2 separate regions of the Homo sapiens genome follow, and region 2 is linked to region 1. A link is a contact called in ENCODE Hi-C data. All regions are on one chromosome and are shown on one strand. The core of a region is the stretch at or near the end of the contact, and the rest is flanking DNA. Distances in the headings are between cores, read along the strand shown.

Evidence for each region. Hi-C counts contacts between places; a loop is a spot of excess contacts on that map. Pooled maps may share reads with other maps.
Region 2: a map of astrocyte of the cerebellum shows a loop between it and region 1 (2.9-fold over the local background). The contact joins two enhancer-like sites. A Hi-C loop is called at or near these places in 1 of 168 maps with a recorded cell type or tissue (astrocyte of the cerebellum) and 1 of 50 pooled maps.

Annotation. Positions count from the first base shown.
Region 1 is chr3:115,214,252-115,222,148 of GRCh38, reverse strand. No RefSeq gene overlaps it. Among named protein-coding and RNA genes, the nearest start is that of ZBTB20, 71 kb to the right of the region's middle. RefSeq lists an enhancer at 2,767-4,666. Within about 2 kb of position 4,113, at least 3 of the 41 ENCODE cell types and tissues checked have a DNase peak (open chromatin) inside an H3K27ac peak, as active enhancers do.
Region 2 is chr3:115,762,332-115,770,228 of GRCh38, reverse strand. No RefSeq gene overlaps it. Among named protein-coding and RNA genes, the nearest start is that of SNORD155, 140 kb to the left of the region's middle. Within about 2 kb of position 3,553, at least 2 of the 41 ENCODE cell types and tissues checked have a DNase peak (open chromatin) inside an H3K27ac peak, as active enhancers do.

The DNA.
Region 1 (7,897 bases), core at 2,864-5,363:
TCTAAATTTTTAATTATTCGAATTAACCTAATAATTGTGGAAAATACATCATGTTCCAGGTATCATGCTTAATGTCTATCCTCTGTTATTTCATTAAATTTCAGAGGAAACTTTTGAAGCTGACACAATAATGCCATTTCGTAAATGGCAAAACTGAGGCTTACAGGTGTAACTTTTCAGAGATAGCACAAGAGCCAAGATTTGGATTCAGTAGTCTTTATAGAACTGGTTCTACTAATAGAATACTGTACACACACATTGGAAGTGTTTTGGGGTACAATACATTTTATTGATTTTGCCATATATTACAGATCTATACAACAGGAATCTTGCACAAAATCTGAAAATGTGAAGTCATTTCAAATGATTGGTTCATTAGCTCAGCAAACAACACTTATCAAGTGCTTACTATGTACCAGCAGCTTCAACAATGACCAAAAAAGGCATGGTCTCTGACTGTAAGAAATTTATAGTGGCCGGGCACAGTGGCTCACGCCTGTAATCTCAGCACTTTGGGAGGCTGAGGCGGGCGGATCACGAGGTCGGGAAATAGAGATCATCCTGGCTAACACAGTGAAACCTCATCTCTACTAAAAAATACAAAAAAAATAGCCAGGCGTGGTGGCGGGCACCTGTAGTCCCAGCTACTCGGGAGGCTGAGGAAGGAGAATGGTGTGAACCCGGGAGGTGGAGCTTGCAGTGAGCCGAGATCGTGCCACTGCACTCCAGCCTGGGTGACAGAGCGAGACAACTTCATCTCAAAAAAAAAAAAAAAGAAATTTACAGTCTAGCAGGGATACAGACATTAAATTATTATAAGTGTAATTTAGTTTAATTCATGCCAAGTTTCATTTTTGTATCACATTATGATAAAGTATACAGTGTTTTAAAGGCATTTAATAGGGGGACCTAAAATAGAATCAGGAGGTTAGAGAAGACTTTCCTTAGGGAACAGCATTCAGGTTGAGAATTAGAGATGAGTTCAGTGGATTGAGGTAGGATAATACATTCAGTAGATAAAATAGGAATACGAGAGATAGGTCTATTTTTTAATGAAGAATAACCACATATCTGGGTTCTTAGTAGTTTTGACTACCCTTGCCTCCATCTATTCTGTTTTGAGTATGTTTTATTTTGTTTGTACTATGTTTTTACCATGTTTGCTCTCTCTTCTTTAGTTCTGTAATTATTCTCCTTGATGAATGAAAATGAAGTATTATTAGTAGTTCTCATTTTCTTTCTGGTATAAGCAGTATTAGTAGTTCTCATTTTCTTTCTGGTATAAGCATGCAGGCAAATGAATGCTGAAAGGTAGAAAGTTGACACTTCTTTACTTTGTGAACTTTTTGGCTATGCCCCACTGTGTGTTCTGAGCCAGTGTGTGGCATGGCAGCTGTGTTGTGGCCTCAGAGGACAGTGACATGATGTCATCAGAGGTCTCCTAGAGAGCTGCTCTCCTAGCATCATGTGTTTTGAGGAAATGTTCCAGGGTTTTGAGGAAAACACTGAAAGCAGTCTATATAGTACATCACCATCTAACTCTCCCTTCAGTGCCCCACCCACCCCAACACAAAGCAGTCTATATAGTACATCACCATCTAACTCTCCCTTCAGTGCCCCACCCACCCCAACACACGCAGCTATAAAATACCTCTCACTCAGCCTCTTCATTCATTTATGTACTTATTACTTTCCATGGTCCTTATTTGGAAAGGCAAATCCTTCTAGGAGTCATTACAAATAAAACCCCAAAATCAGGCTGAATTATTTAATCACATTTTCTGTTTTCCTTATGACCCAGAAGAAAAGGTGTCAGCAACTTGCCCACACATTTGAAATGCTGTGAATCCCTGACATTGCTCAAGTCTCAGAACCCAGTTGCTATGATCTGAACGTTGCTATGATCTGCACATTTGTGACCCCCAAAATTCATAAGTTAAAACCTAACTCCTAAGTTGATGACATTAGGAGGTGGGACCATTGGGAGGTGATTAGGACATGAGGGCAGAGCCCTTATAACAGAGGTCCCAGAGAGCTAGCTAGTTCCTTCCACCACTTGAGGACATGTAGAAGGTGCCATCCATGAACCGGCATGGGGACCCTCACCTGAGTCAGCAGATGCCCTGATCTGAACTTCTCAGCCTCAGAACTGTGAGGAATAAATTTCTGTTGTGTATAAGCCACCCAGTATACGGTATTTTGTTATAGCTGCCAGAGCAGACTGAGATGCCCATTTTCCCCCTCTGTGCCTTCTTTCTATCTTTGGTACTTTGCAGTGTCACTCAGAAAGTTGCAGAACAGTGTTCAAACTATTGATAGAGGCATTCTCGGCTCTCCTGGAAGATAGCCAGGCATTCCCACAGTCAGCCAAGTCACCTTCAGATATAAGAAGGACAGCCACTCTTGGAGCCATCCCTCCACTCTAGGAGCACTCTAGGTGCTCACCCCCTGGCCCACCTAATAGGGGCCATTTGCATGATCCTGTGGTCTAAGTTTAATACATGACCTGAGAAGCTAGGAAAAGAAAAGACATTGACAAGAATTAGGGAGAAAAATAATCCTGCTGGGATCTTATGATTTCCATAATCTTTATTTTCTTCAGCTGCAAAATAAGATAATTGGACAGCATAGCCAAAAAGATCTCTTCCAGTTAGGGTGACCAACTTGTTGCAGTTTGCCTAAGATAGCCTTGATTTTAAAACTGAAAATGTCACATCCTGGAGACCTTCTCAGTCCCTAGCAACCCAGGATAGTTGGTCATCTAATTTTCCTCTCCAGTTCATGAGGAAGTCCTAACTCATCATTTGATTGATACACACATATTTAGATTCATTTTTTGGTTTTAAAAGTAATAAGTTTCTACTTCATCATGCTTAATTTCAGCAGAAATGCAAATAATTCTGTCTTATCTCTCACATGGGCTTTAGACTTTATATATTGCACAATGTTGGTTAATGCAGGCAAATGAATGCTAAAACGTAGAAAGTTGACATTTCTTTACTTTGTGAACTTTTTGGCTATGCCCCACTGTGTGTTTTGAGCCTGTGTGTGGCATGGCAGCTGTGTTGTGGCCTCAGAGGACAGTGACATGATGTCATCAGAGGTCTCCTAGAGAGCTGCTCTCCCAGCATCATGTACCTGACAGAGAAAAACACTGCACAAGGTCTAAAACCAAGGGTCACAGTATCTGTAAATGCTACACAAATTATCACCTGCTATTTGCTATTCATATTAATGTAATTATTTCTGTGATTATTCCAAATTATTTAATTTTACAATTTCTGCTTTGAAAGAAAGCAATGACTTCATCTTTAGCTACTATTCTGAAATCAGTCATAGTGACTACAATCCCTTGTTTTCTTCACAAAAGAAAGAAAACAGATGACCTTTGCTCTGACCTTTGACTTGATATTTACAAAAGCTAATTATAGGGTGGGTCAACTTCCTTTATCATTCAGAGACATTTGGTAAAGCTCTACTCTTCAATTTTTTTTTAAGTCGCTTAGAGGGCAATTTAGGGCTGTATACAGTATGATTAAATCTAGAAAGAAATAGTTAATTTGGAATTTTGGCCATCAACATTGATTTTCTCAAAACCAATCAAGTATAACATGGAAGCTGTATAAGTCAGCAATTAAAATCAGTGTTTCACTAACAAAATGAAATCAGTTATCTGCTGGTCTGGTGGTTAGAGGTCATAGACATAGAGATACACAGTCTGAGACCTTCAGCATTAAACCTCTCTCAGTTTTCACCACCACTGCCTCTACTACTGCGTCAGCAAGAAAAGGACTGCAGCAACTGTGTAGTACTTAAACTGTAAAGGTTACTTGGCTAATAAAGAGATGAATGCCGCCAAGACAGAGCACAGTCATACATCCCTGTAGTGCATGTAACTTATTTACCTTTCATATAATTGTTATGCTTATAAACAGAAGCTTAAAAAGGATAAACAGTCAGAAGAGAAAAAAAGCATTAGGTAGTCAAAACAATGATGCAACCACTCAGCATTGCGCTTTCTCCCCAAGCTTCCCTTGGCAATCTTTTTCTCAGGCTAAGAGTAAAGGTCTGATTCCTTTTGTTCATTTCAGCCACCGCCCTTTAGCAATCTGAGTCTGAGCAAGACTGCCACGCCCAATCAAGGGACAAAGGCAGAAATAAGGGAAACTGGGCACAGAGACAGCTTGACTTCATTTATACCTGTGCAATATGTTGGGCTCTGTGACATGAAGGTGCAAATCAGTTGCTATCTCTATAAACAAACAATTAAAACAAGAGGCTTAAAATTTATATCTATGTTCTGAAACGCTATCTGGTAAAAGTATTCTTTTCCTAGAAAGAAAGAGATGTGGCCAAAGTGGTCTCTGATTTTCAGAAGAAGGGTGAATGCTGCCCCCTTTTGACTGAGCACAATATATACCGTGTATCCATAAACCTGAAACATAAAGCAATGCACAGTGAGAATAAAGATCCTATGTCTGTAATGAGAAATCTGATTAAATATTGGAAGCTAGAAAGTATAAAGGGGCTCAAAGTTTATCTAGTACAAGTCTCGAGGGGCCTTTTCTAGCTTCTTGGAAGATTGGTCATCCTTCATCCAGGCTTCTATATCATTTTAGTTGTGTCTCTTTTGTAGATTCTCAATTCTGTCTGGAGTGATCATATGAGTTTACTGCACTGTTTCTCCCACCAGTGATAGACTCCTTGAAAGACCGAGCTACATCTTTTTATTTTGCCTGTGTAACTCTCACAGTGCCTACAAACACTTGTGCATAGTGGGTTCTCATAAATAAATGTTTATTAAATACAAATACCTAGATGAGGTCATCATAGTCTGTAGTTGTGAGTAGTTCTCTCTTTAAAAAGCTAATGAGTCTATCTGGGATTTAAAGTTGACATTCACACAAATGGTGCCATACTTTAACCCAAGAACTGCAAACTTTTATGCACACATCCCTGGCTTATTTATAAATTATATGCATCTATTACTGAACTGTTATAGAAGTTAAAACATAAAAATTAAACAAGAGGAAAAAAACTTTGTCACACTATGTAAAGACATAACATTGAGTGAAATAAACTAGGCACAAAAGAGAACATACTGTATGATTCCATTGACATAACACTCAAAAACAAGCAAAACTAATGCATAGGCATACCTCAGAAATATTGTGGGTTTAATTCCAGACCACCATAATAAATAAAATATTGCAATAAGATGAATATCACAATAAAGCAATCACATGAATTTTTTTGTTTCCCAGTGCATATAAAAGTCATGTTTACACTGCCGGGCATGGTGGCTCACTCCCGTATTACCAGAATTTTGGGAGGCCAAGGTGAGCAGATTGCTTGAGCCCAGGAATTCAAGACCAGACTGAGCAATATAACAAAACCCTGTCTCTACAAAAAATACAAAAATTAGCCGGGCATGGTGGTGTGCACTTGTGGTCCTGGCTACGCTGGAGGCTAAGGTGGGAGGATGGCATGAGCCTAGGAGGCAAAGGTTGCTGTGAGCAAAGATCATGCCACCACACTCCAGGCTGGGTAGCAGAGTGAGACCCCATCTCAAAAAAAAAAAAAAAAAACAGTTTAGTTTACACTATACTACAGCCCATTAAGTGTGTAATGGAATTACATCTAAAAACCTTAACTAAAAAATGCTAGTAATCATCTGAGTTGTAATCCTTTTGCTGGTGGGGGATCTTGTCCTGATGCTAATGGCTGCTGACTGATCAGGGTGGTGGTTGTTGAGGGTTGGGGTGGCTGTGGTAATTTCTTAAAATAAGACAACAGTGATGGGAGTGTAAATTAGTTCAAACATTGTAGAAGACAGTGTGGTGATTCCTCAAGGATCTAGAACTAGAAATACCATTTGACCCAGTGATCCCATTACTGGGTATACCCAAAAGATTATAAATCATGCTACTATAAAGACACATGCACAGGTATGTTTATTGCAGCACTACTCACAACAGCAAAGACTTGGAACCAACCCAAATGTCCATCAATGATGGACTGGATTAAGAAAATATGGCACATACACAACATGGAATACTATGCAGCCATAAAAAAGGATGAATTCATGTCCTTTGTAGGGATTTAATCACAAATGAATTTTTAATCATTTGTGATTAAAAGGATGAAGCTGGAAACCATGATTCTCAGCAAACCATCACAAGAACAGAAAACCAAACACCCCTTGTTTTCACTCATAAGTGGGAATTGATCAATGAGAACACATGGACCCAGGGAGGGGAACATCACACACCAGGGCCTGTCAGGGGGTAGGGAGCTGGGGGAGGGATAGCATTAGGAGAAATACCTAATGTAAATGACAAGTTGATGGGTGCAGCAAACCAACATGGCACATGTATACCTGTGTAACAAACCTGCACGTTGTGAACATGTACCCTAGAACTTAAAGTATAATAATAAAGAAAAGACAACAATGACACTTGCCACATTAATTCTTCCTTTCACAAAAGATTTCTCTGCACCATGAGATAAGGTTTGACAGCATTTTACCCACAGTAGAACTTCTTTGAAAATTGGAGTTAATCCTTTAAAACCCTACCACTTCTTGATTAACTAAGTTGATGTAATATTCTAAGTCTTCTGTTGTCATTTCAACAATGTTCATAGCATCATCACCATTAGATTTTATCTGAAGAAACCACTTTCTCTGCTCATCCATAAGAAGCAACTGCTCATACATGCAAGTTTGATCACGAGATTGCAGCAAATCTGGCTGAAATATCTTCAGATTCTACTTTTAATTCTATTTCTATTGCTGTTTCTGCCACATCTGCAGCTGCTTCATCCACTGAAGTCTTGAACTCCTCAAAGTCATCCACGAGGACAGGAATCAACTTCTTCCAAACTCCTGTTAACGTTGATATTTTGACCTCTTCCCATGAATCATGAAGGTTCTTAATGACATCTAGAATGGTAAATCCTTCCCAGAAGGTTTTCAATGTAGTTCATCCAGATCCATCAGTGGAATCACTATCTGTGGTAGTGATATCCTTAAAACTGTATTTCTCAGATAATAAGACTTGAAAGTCAAAATCACTACTTTATCCATGGGCTGCAGAAAGCATGCTGTTTTAGCCAGCATTAAAAGAACATTAATCTCCTTCTACATCTCCATCAGGGCTCTTGGGTCTGAGATAGGTGCATTGTCAATGAGCAGTAATATTTTAAAAGAATTTTTTTTCCTGAATAGTAGGTTTCAATGGTATGCTTAAAATACTCAGTAAACCATGCTATAGACAGATGTGCCATCATCCAGGCTTTGTTGTTCCATTTGTAGAGCACAGACTTAGTAGATCTGGCATAATTATTAAGGGTCTTAGGATTTTCAGCACAATAAATGAACACTGACTTCAACTTAAAGTCATCAGTTGCATTAGCCTCTAACCAGAGAGTCAGCCTGTTCTTTGAAGCTTCGAAGCCAGGCATTAATTTCTCCTCTCTAGTTATGAAATCCTAGATGGCTCTTCCACTATAAGTCTGTTTCATCTACATTGAAAATCTGTTATTTAGTGTAGCCACCATCATTAATTAGCTTAGCTAGATATTCTGGGTAACATGCTGTAGCTTCTTCAACAGCACTTTCTGCTTCACCTTGTACTTTTACGTTATGGGGACAGCTTCTTTCCTTAAATTTCATGAACCAACTCCCGTTAGTTTCAAACATTTTTCTGCAGCTTCTTCACCTCTCTCAACCTTCACAGAATTGAATCCAGGGCCTTGCTCTAGATTATGCTTTGGCTTACAGGAATGTTATGGCTAGTTTGATCTTTGATACAGACCACTCAAACTTTCTCCATATCAGCAATAAGGCTGTTTCACTCCTTTCTTTTTTTTTTTTTTTTTTAATCATTTGTGTGTT
Region 2 (7,897 bases), core at 2,304-4,803, 550 kb before region 1:
AGTCTAGAGAAAATGGTCTGATTAGATACCACTAATATATTTATTACATGACTATTTTTCAGAAAGAGTTTGATCATAAGAGAGCATGGGAAGTTTAGGAACAGGATGATCAAAAGGAAGCAGAAAAGGGAGCTTTGAAAAACAGGAGGATCTGACGGGCCTAGAAAGATAGGTTTCCAGTCCAGGAAGTCATGGAGAAGAATTGAGAAATAATATTTCAGTTCTAGATTGTCAAAGGGTCAGGGTATATGAGGTCTGGGAACATCCTTTCAGCAAACCAAGTGGTGAAATCAACCAGAAATTGTTAGTATGATGTTTTAGAGAATTAAAGTTTCATCTGGAAAAGAAAGATCGAAAAGAAAACTTGAATAAACAAATGTATAAGTGATTTTTTAAAAGAAAGTTCCAAATTAGTGAATCTTGGACTCAGAATAATATTTACCATCAAATGAGATATCCTCATGAGGCCTCTGACGAAGGTGAAATTACTACAACAACCAGCTTCAAAACTGGACCAGGACATAACTGCAAAGCTGTCAAGGCAAAGCCAGAGCTAAATACTTACAGCACATGATTCAGCAGGCTTTTCTAACATGCACAACGGGAGGGAAGATGAAATTGTTCTGCAGCATGAAATTGATTAGGAGAATCTGTGAAAATAGGAGGGAAATGAGTTTTAGCTTGAATCGATGCAAGCTGAATCATCTGGGGAAATATCCAAAGCACCACATATTCAATGAGCAGGAGAATACTGAACAATAATGATAGTGAAAGCGACCTTGAGGTGATGGTGGGCCGCAAATTCAGTGGGAGCCGGCAGTCAGAAGTGGCCAATTTGGGATGCTTGACACAGGAGGAGAGGGAGCACCCAGGGAAGTTGTGTCTGGGAAAGTGTGCTCCCCTCCAGACCTTTAGTGCCACTAAAATGGACTCATGCGATTACATCACTGAAATAACTTGAAAATCAGGATTTGGTAAAGAGTGTAGATGCAAAGGTGTAGACGCAAGGCCCTGGCCAAAAGAGGGATGGAGACAAGAGGTTTAGTTCAATGCCCCCTCTTAATTCGTTGAGTTGATTTGTTCCTAAGTGTAAACAAGAGAGGATGTTTTTCTTTCTTTTAAAATAAAACAGAAGGTTGCTCTGGTTCTTCTCATTTGTCTAAAAATCCAGTAGATCAGAAGTTAATTCCTGAAATTCTCCTGTTGCTTTCAGGTTGCAGAATTGCTGGAATTTGCTTTATCCATGAGAGAGGGGTGATTATGGAAGTGTGGATAAAAACGTGGCATTTGAAGTGAATGCTAAAGGATGTGAGCAGATGAAAGTAGAGGGCCTTTCTGACAGATGGTGTGAGAAATGGCAAGATGTACTTCAGGTCTGGCAAAAGGCTGATCTGGCTGTCTCGAAGGGATATTTTTTAGCCAGGGACTGTTTGGTTGCAAGATATAGAAATTCACCTAAACTACCATAAGTTAACGGGAATTTATTCTAAGAACTAGAACCCATGAGAAAAAAGGGCAGGAACAGCAGCTAAGCTTCATTATTGTATAGAATGGAAAGCAGGAATGCCTTCAAGAGCAAAGCCATCTACTTTCCATCTCTTGTCTCTCTTTCCAAGCATCTAATTTTTACCCTTTTCTGGATTTTGGCCCCATTTACCTGCTTCTATCTGCAGAGTGCTCCTTTCTTTGAGGTCTCAGCATACAAATAGCTGCTGCAAAATGACAGTCATACAATTTTATCTATAGTGTCATCCAGGCCCAGTAACATTAGGTAATCGACTGGGCTGAGTTGCTGAGTCTTAAATCCAAATTCCTTAGGAAGATAATCTGATTAATCCAGCTGGGTCAGGTGTCTATCCCTGCCAATCAGCTGTGTTCAGATAGATGGGGCCAGCTACTCAGGGAGATGTGGCATAGTGGACTCAGGAGATCTAACCAAAGGAAGTATATGTGTAGATGGGAAATGATGGACAAAATGAAGATTTATAAAAGGTGATTTAGGCCTTTTTATTGAGGGCTTTAAATGCTAGGCAGAAGGGCTTTAATTTTTAAATAGTAAATAATTGAATCCATTCATTTAAGCCAATAATTCAAACCATTTAGGCAAAAGAGAGTTAAACAAAGCATTGCTATTATAAGATTGCTTTAGCAGCAGGAGAATTTGAAGAAGGGAATGACTGAAGACACAAAGATCAGGATAAAAACTGCAATGACCATAGTTCAGTATAATAAAATTTTAAACTGGGTGATGGTAGTAAGAATAGAAAACAGAGAGAAGGATTTGGGAGTCATCCCACTGATAACATTGGCTACACCCTGGTTGTAGGAATCAAGATAATGCATGTGAATGCATGTTAAAACCAAAAAAGAACTATATAAATGTACCAATAAATGTGTCTGAAAGGATAAGCATGACGATATTTTAATGCCAGACATGGATTTGAAGAAAATCCATGTGATAAAGTCTGACAAACTATTGGGAAAGCAGGTCCCAAGGTTAGGAGAGAGTAGAGGCTAGGAGAGAGTAGAGGCTAAAGATAGGACACTGGACAACCCTCTAGGACTTGAATTTCAATTATAATAAAAGGGAATGTGGGAGAATTTTCTTTAAAAAAGTTGATATAGAACATAAGAATGCCTAAGGGGGATAAAATTATTTTCACCTATTTATAAAATAATTATAATAACAAGACTCCTTCCTTTCACTTTCTCCTTCAAAAGAGTTTTATCTTTTCTGGACTGATCATGTGAATCCAGCTATGGTTATGAAACAAAAATCGATCTTGCTGGTCTTAAAGTGATGTCTCCTCCTCCCTGCTAAAGAAGGAATGGGCATGACCTCACATAGCTGCCTTTCGTGGTCTTTTGATAAATTTTTGATTGTGTAATTTCCCTATTGCCGGATGATTATGCATGGCAGGCTGATTCAGAGGCCATTGTCTGTTTTGAAATGAACCCCTAGAATGCACTAATGGGATTTTGTGCCATTAATGCTGAATAGAGTGGGATGAGAAATCACTTTTCTGATCTGCCTGCTCCTTAGTCTCAGTGCTCAATGACAGTACAAGTAACTACTGTGAGAAAAAGGATTCACCAAGATGTTGGCCCCGTCTATCCTCCCCCTAAATCCCTACAGTGAATTAACAGGGTCTTACCTTTCCCATCTTTTTATCTCTTCCGGTTAACGTGAACATATCAAGTCATGAGCTCTAATTTTCAGGGTGGGTGAGTCATCTGTCACCCTCTCTATAGCCCACTTCATCCAGAATAAAAAGCATTGTGCTATGGGGACATTTTATACCAGGGAAAATCAGCTTTGTAGATCAGGCCCTTTGCCAAATTTCTTTTCAAAGGCTTTCCTTTGCAGATTTTCCTTTTCTGGTCCTTCTAACTTTGAAGCATCTGACTGTTTTTGTGCCCTGTGTGAAGGAGTCAAGATGAGCTGAGTCATAGCTGAGCTGTTTATACTTCTTTTATCTTACTACCATGTAAATCACTCTTCAATTGTATTCTGCAAGAACAAACCCTGAGAAAGGTTGGAAGCTCTGAGCTGGATTTGTGTGCCTCCTTCCCTGCAGGACAGCTTTTCAGTTATAAGCTTAGAACTTGGAGTTAAACCTGTTGTTCCCTCTCTGCTTGCTAGAGTCTAAGAGCACGTTTGCATTCAGTGTGTCCACAATAAAAGTTGTCTTAGTCCTTTACATGGTTTTCCATATCTAGAGGATGGTAAAACAGAGGTAATACATTTTGTGCCTATAGGAAATGGAATTTAACAATATGCACCTACACAGAATGAAAATGAAAACCTGACCCAGAAGTAATACTCTCATAAAATATAAAACTAAATCTATTTGCTGACAAGCACCACCTGGTGTGGGTATTTCCTTCCCAAGAGCTAAGGCACTCTGCGGCCTTGGGAGTTTCCTCTGATCTTCATCAGGAACGTGCATCCTTCCACATGCTTTTCACTTCTGGACGGCTCTGGGTCTCTAAAAGGCAGGGTGAACAGAAACATGCCACCTCACTCAAGACATGCCCCTGTAGAACAATCTGTGGGAAGCATAGAAGGCATATGAATACCTGATAATTGGGATGATTCTGGGAGCATTAGGAAGATTTCATGGCAGCGATGCACAAGCTGTGAATGCTTTGATAAACATTTCCCTCTTGGAGAGTGTGTAGGCAGTCAGATGAGTATTTTCATGACACGAATAAATATGTGAGTGCCGTGGCATTCGCCCCCACTCCACCACACTACCTTCAACATTGTTATGAGAAAAGGGGAGGGGGGAACATGTGTCTGTGTAAGTATATGCATGTATATGTAAGTGCACGCACACACACATACACACACACTTCCACATAAATATAAATACATACTTGTGCTTAGAAAGAAATGAAAGAAGAAAAGACTCTTATATCCTAAAGTACGGGCTTTAAAATATATGTTTGAAATGATGAGTTCTGGACTCTACCTGCAAGCAGAGTAGACTAGCCCACTGAATATCTCTCTGTAGATTTGAATAGGTCTGTTTTGCTGATAAGTGTGGGGAAAGGAAGTGATTCATTTCAGACAACTAGTTGAAGCTTTAGTTGTCCCAAATAATTATCTCCTACTAGCCGAGAGCGGTGGCTCACGCCTGTAATCCCAGCATTTTGGGAGGCCGAGGCAGGCAGATCACAAGGTCAGGAGTTCAAGACCAGCCTGACCAACATAGTGAAACCCCATCACTACTAAAAATACAAAAATTAGCTGGGCATGGTAGCATGTGACTGTAATCCCAGCTATTCAGAAGGCTGAGGCAGGAGAATCGCTTGAACCCGGGAGACAGAGGTTGCAGTGGGCTGAGATCGTGCCACTGCACTCCAGCCTGGGTGACAGAGCGAAACTCTGTTTAAAAAAAAAAAAAAATATCCTACCACCCCCACCCACTCAAATGTTCTACATTGAATTATATTGTCCTTAAACCAAAGGACAATATCCAGGTATATAGTGGGCAGTTTGAACCATAAAGCTTTAGCTCAGGATATAGTCTAACCTTGAGATATAGCTTTTGGGACTAGGCACAGTGGCTCATGCCTGTAATCCCAACACTTTTGGAGGCTAAGGCAGGTGGATTATTTGAGCCTGGGAGTGAGCCCAGGAGTTTGAGACCAGCCTGGGTAACGTGGCAAAAACCAGTCTTTACAAAAAATACAAGAATTAGTCAGGTGTGGCAGCATGCACCTGTACTCCCAGCTACTCGAGAGGCTGAGATGGGAGGATCAATTGCACAGTGGCTAAAGATAGAAACTTTCTAGTCTAAGAGTCGTGGCTGAGATCTGGTGTCTCACACTGATTGTCTGCGTTACTGTAGAATTGTAGATTATTTTATCATGGTGTCAAGATGAAGATAGTGAGGGAGAGAGGGATTGTAATACAGGGTAGAAGGATGGTGAGGATTGAAAAACTACCTGTTTGGTACTATGCTTATTACCTGGGTGACAAAATAATTTGTACACCTAACCCCTAGGACACAATTTTATCTACATAGCAAGCCTCCACATGTACTCTTGAACACAAAAGTTTTAAAAATTATAATAAAAAATAAATAAATAAGACTAGTCTAGATTCCTAGATTGGGAAATAGACTTCATCTCTTAAGGAGAGGTGCCCCAAAGTCACACTACAAAAAACTTGGACATAGGGAGAGGTCAAAAACTGCAGCCATTTTTACAATAAACCTACCAGATTTGGACATCTATTTTTTTAAACATTTCTACGTAAATTATTTAATGTAATTGTCACAATAATCTGATGATGTATGTAGTATTAGCTACATTTTACCAAAAACAAAGGACTTCAGGAATCTCAGAGGATGGTAAAACAGTTGCTAAAGATGTGTAAGGATGAGCTTCAGCTATACTTTGCAGATAAACATTTTAACTTAAATGAGCAGCAGAAGATGAGGTTATTACGCATTTGGCAGTGAAGGTCTATTATAAGTGGAAATGCACTGATTATGTGAGATGAAGATATTTTATGAAAGAAGAGGTACCATTCAAATTCAGTTCATTTAGATCTCACAAAATTCTTCCATTTAACATGATCCTCATCCAGATAGGTTGCATTGGGTCTGACACAGTGGGACATACGCAGCTGATGCCCAATGCTTACTTTTGGCCCCATCTTAGGACTTAGAGGTGGGAAACTGGAAGATTACATTTATTTGACCTTTGGGGAGAAATTAGGAAAACTACCAAACCTCTGTCCCAGCCAGGATGGTTTTGTAATATCATTTTGTGTTTTAAAGTCTCTGCAAGAAAAGTTAACTTTTATAAAGAAAAGAAATACATAGCAATGAGGGACAGAACTTTGATTCTGACCCTGCACCAGCTCATTTAATCTGCTGTGCTGTTTCTCATCTCTGGTTCTCTTATCTCAGTAGTTAAAACAGGGGCCTTACCCCCTCCTTATAGAACCAAGGGAGAAAAGCTCTATTTTTATATGTCCAGACAGAACTGCCTTTTCAGCGTATCAGGGCAAGTGAGGCAAATGGTTTTTCAGATAAGATCAGAGCTCATTTTTAGACCTAGCGTTGATTTTTACCTTTCTACCTTAGGAGGTTCATTATAGAGAATGGTGCAAAATACTTTAATGATCTTTTATACTCATTGGACATTTTTAACCCAAATAATTCGGTAGCAATTCAACATTAGGTCTTTACTGGGGAATAAACTCATTTTTTTTCTGGGCTTCTGGGGCCTTTCTTCACTGGGATATCAATATAACACAGGATATTTGGGGGGCTTGGGTTGGAGGAGATAGGTGACAGTCTGAACTCAGGCTTTATTTCCTAGGAGACTGTGACATCCTTAGGAGAGAGCTGTATGTGTCTTCGTCATCTTGTGGCCTAGTTCAGAGACTCTATCTACTTCATATCACTCTGAGAATTTAATGAAACAATATATCTAAAATAATTAGATCAGTGCCTAGAACATAAGTACTTAATAAACATTACTTATCATTGCTTGAAATATATATTCAGTGAATAGAAATGCCATACTAATATCATATAATCTGACTACAGATGATGTTAAATAATAACTTAATTTGTAGATTATAAAGAATTTCTAGGAGAAGAGAGAAGAAATTTTAAAGTGAAAAGAAATAGTATTGAGGGCTAATCTCAGTTTTTTTTAGTTACTCTTTTCCTACCTTGCTTGCTTATTACTTTTTTTTTTTTTGAGACAAAGTCTTGCTCTGTCACCCAGGCTGGAGTGCAGTGGCATGATCTTGGCTCATTCTAACCACTGCCTCCTGAGTTCAAGCAATTCTCCTGCCTCAGCCTCTTAAGTAGCTGGGATTACAAGTGTGCACCACCACACCTGGCTAACTTTTGTATTTTTAGTAGACAGGCCTTCACCATGTTGGCCAGGCCAGTCTCAAACTCCTGACCTCAAATGATCATCCCACCTTGGCCTCCCAAAGTGCTGGGATTACAGGCATAAGCCACTGTTCCCGGCCAGCATTTATTGCATCTTTAAGTGTTGTCTCGCTTTTTCTTTATACACATCAGTGCAGTTTTACAGTTCCTTCTCTTAGGAATTCTTCCATTTAACATGATTTGTAGTCTGATTTATAATATGTATAAATCATATATACATGATTACAAGGAATAATTATTAAGGTTTTTGTTTCGTTTATGCTCTTAATTTATTTTTAACTTCTTTATTTAATTGTGGTTATCAAAGAATTCCCTGAAACTTAAAATTAGAGTAGCCCCATTTGGCTTGAAAAACAATTTTTGATTATTAATTTTTTAATGATATTAAAGGCTAGCACTCTCAAACTTCCTGTAGCAAGAGAGGCAGAAAAGTTGAGATCTTGGGTGTTGGAATCAGAGTGGGGTTCCAA